Linked DNA regions of Homo sapiens: region 1 is linked to region 2. A link is an interaction called in ENCODE POLR2A ChIA-PET data of the cell type or tissue named here. Cell type or tissue: HepG2. All regions are shown on one strand. Region 1 has its middle 11 kb from the start of SNORA15B-1. Region 2 overlaps ERV3-1-ZNF117 (ERV3-1-ZNF117 readthrough).

What was found. Peaks named below come from ENCODE experiments on the same cell type or tissue, not always from the same donor. Only the 100,000 strongest peaks of a DNase experiment are listed, where the experiment ranks them.
Region 1: POLR2A ChIA-PET joins it to region 2 with 12 read pairs; 12 of 35 experiments call an interaction of 5 or more read pairs at or near these places.

What each region holds. Positions count from the first base shown.
Region 1 is chr7:65,080,105-65,082,604 of GRCh38, reverse strand. No RefSeq gene overlaps it. Among named protein-coding and RNA genes, the nearest start is that of SNORA15B-1, 11 kb to the right of the region's middle. RefSeq lists an enhancer at 1,116-2,010. In HepG2, no CTCF peak of the experiment used is centred here; a DNase peak (open chromatin) is centred at 1,294; H3K4me3 peaks cover 1,100 bases.
Region 2 is chr7:65,001,761-65,004,260 of GRCh38, reverse strand. All of the region lies in intron 1 of ERV3-1-ZNF117 (ERV3-1-ZNF117 readthrough), which reads left to right. All of the region lies in intron 1 of ERV3-1 (endogenous retrovirus group 3 member 1, envelope), which reads left to right. Among named protein-coding and RNA genes, the nearest start is that of ERV3-1, 3.7 kb to the left of the region's middle. In HepG2, no CTCF peak of the experiment used is centred here; a DNase peak (open chromatin) is centred at 1,530; H3K4me3 peaks cover 1,744 bases.

The DNA.
Region 1 (2,500 bases), 78 kb before region 2:
TAGCAGGGCCACAGGTGGACACAGGTACACCTGGCTTTTTTTGTTTGTTTTGTATAAACAGGGTTTCACTACATGGCCCAGGCTGGTCTCAAGCTCTGGAGTCTTGCTCTGTCGCCCTGACTAGGGTGCAGTGATGCTTCTCGGCTCACTGCAACCTCCGCCACCTGGGTTCAAGAGATTCTCCTGTCTTAACCTCCTGAGTAGCTGGGACTACAGGCATGCACCACCATGCCCGGCTAATTTTGTATTTTTAGTAGAGATGGGATTTCTCCATGTTGGTCAGGCTGGTCTTGAACTCCCAACCTCAGGTGATCAGCCCGCCTCAGCTTCCCAAAGTGCTGAGATTACAGGTGTGAGCCACCGCGCTCGGCCTAATTTTTGTATTTTTTTGTAGAGACTGGGTTTCACCATATTGGCAAGGATGGTCTCAAACTCCTGACCTCAGGTGATCCACCCGCCTCGGCCTCCCAAAGTGTTGGGATTACAGGCGTGAGCCACCGCACTTTCTTATGTTATTAAATAGCCTAGCCCAGGAGGGTGCGGTGGCTCACGCCTGTAATCCCAACAACTCTAAAGGCCAAGGTGAGAAGATCGCTTGAACCCAGGAGTTCGAGACCGGCCCGGGCAACATAGCAAGACCCCCCCATCTCTACGAAAGATACAAAAATTAGGCCAAGCGTGCACCGCGCCTGGCTAATCTTTGTATCTTCCGTAGAGACGGGGTTGCGTCATGTTGCCCAGGCGCATCTCGAACTCCTGAACACAAGCCATCCTCCTGCCTCGGCCTCCCAAAGTGCCGGGATAGCACGGCCCAGGCAGCCTCATGTGTTCTTTAAGCAGTCCCTCCCGGTTGTACACTTGCATAGTTTTCTTTTTTATTTTTTTATACAGGGTTTACCTCAGTCTCGCAGGCAGGAGTGCTGTGGTGAGATCACAGATCATTGGAGCCTTGAATCTTGGGGTTCAAGTAGCTGGGAGGCTGAGGTTGGACTACAGAGGTGGGGTTGCGCCATATTGCTAGGCTGCTCTTGGCCTGAAGGGATCCTCCTTCCTGGCCACGCCCGGACACATAGTTTTCCATTTTTGACCGACATAAATACTGTGCTGGGTGGGAGTTTGTCAACTACCCCTTTCCAGCCAGCAACACACAGGAACTGGCGGGGAGGTCGCGGTTACCAGGCTCCACTCTGAGAAGACTGCCCAGCTCCAGGCACTGTACAGCCCTTGTGACGTGACAGAAGGCCCGCCCCTGTGACGTCACCGAAGGCGCCCCCCAAGATGTCGCAAAGGCCCGCCCCTCACGCAGAGCCAATCGGAACTCCAGGTGCTGGGTCTTCCAGGAGAGCGCCTGCGCGGGAGGGTGACCACAGGCGGCCGGGCGGGATGTCCTGTCCGCCGTCTTCAGCCCAGCCGCCACCACCCATAAGCTATGAGGAGGAGTTTACGACCACCTGGACTACTACCACCTGCGTGACTTCCCGGCCTGAGGGGTCCGCGCAGCAAAGGCCTGACGCTGCTGGAGCAGGCGCTGCGCACCTACCGGCTGGCGCCTGGTAGGCACGAGTGCAGGGTCGCCCAGAAGCTCCTCAATGGCCGGCGCAAGTGCCAGCCAGCGCCAGCTGCAGCCCTGGCCGCGCACTCGCCTCAGCTGAGCCTGGGTATGTGCACCCCCCAACACTTCCCCCAGCCATGTTCCCGGGACCTCGGGAGCGTCCCCCACCGCCCGGTGCCATTCGTGCTGGGCAGGGTCGGCCCCCTTTGAGGCTGCCCCGCGTTAGGGAGCTGCACCGCACCCCCACCAGCTTGACCTCTGACTGCCGTTGCAATAGCATTAAAGCCTTTGGAACTTTGTAGGTGGGTAGAAGGGGCTAGGAAACGAAGAAAACATCTTTTTAAAAATTTATATAAGGGACTGGCCGGGTGCGGTGGCTCACACCTGTAATCCCAGCACTTTAGGAGGCCGAGTGGGTGGATCACCAGGTCAGGAGTTGAAGACCAGCCTGGCCAGCATGGTGAAACCCCGTCTCTACTAAAAATACAAAAATTAGCTAGGCGTGGTGGCGGGCGCCTGTAATCCCAGCTACTCGGGAGGCTGAGGCAGAGAATTGCTTGAACCCGGGAGGTGGAGGTTGCAGTGAGCCGAGATCGCGCCATTGCACTCCAGCCTGGGCAACAAGAGCAAAACTCCGTCTCTAAATAAATAAATAAGATTTTCAAGGCGAGGCATGGTGGGTCACACCTAAATAAGTAAATAAATAAATAAAATGGATTTTCGGCTGGGCATGGTGGCTCACGCCTGTAATCCCAGCACTTTGGGAGGCCGAGGCGGGCGGTTCATGAGGTCAGGAGATCGAGACCATCCTGGCTAACACGGTGAAACCCCGTCTCTACTGAAAATACACACAAAAAAAAATTACCCAGGCGTGATGGCGCGCGCCTGTAGTCCCAGCTACTGGGAAGGCTGAGGCAGGAGAATGGCGTGAACCCGGGAGGCATAGTT
Region 2 (2,500 bases):
CTCCCAAGTAGCTGGGATTACTGGCATGTGCCACCATGCACCAGCTAATTTTTTGTATTTTTAGTGGAGATAGCGTTTTTCCATGTTGGTCAGGCTGGTCTTGAACTCCCTGCCTCAGGTGACCTGCCCGATCTGCCCGCCTTTGCCTCCCAAAGTGCTGGGATTACAGGCGTGAGCCACCGCGCCCAGCCAGGTGTGTTTTTTTAATGACTTGGTGACATCCAACAGAATTCCAAGGCTTAGTTTTTAGAGTGCTACAAAGGAAAAAAATAGGGAAAATCTCTCTTCCATTTTGGCTGTAGAAAATGAATACATTTCCATAAGAAAATGTGGTAGATAATTGGTGAGTTACATTCATGAAAACATCAGTTCCTCTTTTTGCAGGGTACATTTGTTACAGGGAATACCTCTGTTCTGTACTCTATCATCTTGATATGTGATGTTAATGCTAAATTTTATGAGAGGAAACTTGGTATCTCCTAGAAGTGCTCCCATATGACTAATTGTTTACTACATGATTTTTAATGGAAATAATAACATATTGTCTTAAAGGAATAAATGCTTTTGTATTTCTTATTGAGGTATGAAATGTAAGTACCGTAAAATTTCCTTCCCTTATATAAACAATGTGTTTGAGTAATTTTTCTGAATTTTTCAGTTTCAAAAACCAAGTGAATAACTCTGACATGGAAATTAAAGCTTGTGCCCAGTGACCCCAAGCTAATGCTAATATTGAGCCTGCAAAAAGCGGGGAGGTTCTTTCTTTCTTTTTCTTTTTTCTTGACAGAGCCTTGCTCTGTTGCCCAGGCTGGAGTGCAGTGGTGAGATCTTGGATCACTGCAGCCTCTGCCTCCTGGTTCCAGCAAATCTCTTGCCTCAGCCTCCCAGGTAGCTGGGATTACAGGCAGGTGCCACCACACCCAGCTAATTTTTGTATTTTTAGTAGAGACGAGGTTTCACCATGTTATCCAGTCTGGTCTCAAACTCCTGACCTCAGGTGATCCTTGGTCTCCCAAAATGTTGGGGTTACAGGTGTGAGCCACTGCACCCAGCCAGGGAGGGAGGGTATTAAAGGCTCAGTTCATTCTTTCTAGGAAACCTTCCCTGCAGATGTCCCAGCCTGCTCACTCTAGCCATGGAAGAAGCCTTTATACTGAAAAAAGTGACAGAGCCCTGGAAAGCTGGGGACCCACAGACAGATGCAGTTAACATTAAGATGGAATGGGACTGGGAGGGTCTTACTGCAGATGAAATTGTTACTGTTTTGAGGCAGTTTCTAGACTTTGTAAAATGAGCTAAATTAGGTTTATGTAAAAAAATTGAATTCTAAAAGAGTGTTGCAACAGAACGAAGTACCAACTATAAGAGCTTTAAGGATTGCAAAGTTTAAACAGATAAAGGCTTTCTTTCTTAGGGAGGAGCAAAAAAGATTAGAAGGTCAGAGGGGAATAGCAAATGGAGGATGAAAAAAAATCAGATTTTAGATCAGAAATTGTTTTACCATGAAGTCAGCAAGTTTTTAGGAGGAACATAAAATGGGGCTGTATGTTGGCTCAGACTGAGAGTAGCTCAAAGTTCAGGAGCCTGTGGAAAGGAGATAAACTTAAGTAAAGTTTGATTAAGAAGTATTTTAGGCTGGGCACAATGGCTCATGCCTGTAATCCCAGCACTTTGGGAGGCCAAGGCCGGGGGATCACTTGAGGTCGGGAGTTCGAGACCAGCCTGGCCAACATGACGAAACCCCATCTCTACTAAAAAAAAATATAAAAATTAGCCAGGCATGGTTGCATGTGCCTGTTATCCCACCTACTCTGGAGGTTGAGGCAGGAGAATTGCTTGAACCTTGGAGGCAGAGGTTTCAGTGACCCAAGATCGTGCCACTACACTCTAGTCTGGGCGACAGAGTGAGACTCCATCTCAAAAAACAAACAAAAAAGCATTTTATTTTGACCACTGAAGACAAATTTAGCTAATTTTTTAATACAAAAAAGAAGAAAATGTGCAGAGTCAGTGTCTGGTTATGTGATAAGTCAGACAAGAGAGCACCATCTAAGTCATAATGAAAGGATGTTTCTTTCCATAAACTGTTCCTGGAGAACACAAAGGATAGAGAATTTTATTAACGCTATTTACCAGGATTATCTATGTGCTTCATCTTTCCCCACGTCTTTTCTTTGTCCTATACATTTTTTCCACTTGAGTTTTCTGGGTTGTATTTTGTATAATAAATGGGTAAACATAACTACAGTATTTTGCTGAGTTCTGTGAGCAGCTCTATAAAATTATTGAACTTGAGAGATTTATGGGAGTCCTGAATTTTTAAACAGTAGCTCAAAAGCATAGATGGACCTATAGGGTTTGTGACTGGTGTCTGCAGTGAAGACAGTGTTGTGAGATTGAGCCCTGGATCAGGGTCTGTGCTGACTCTTAAGTGGGGTCATAATTCAAATTTTAGACAATGTGTTGGTTTTGAAGAATTGCTTGGTGTTCAGCAAACATT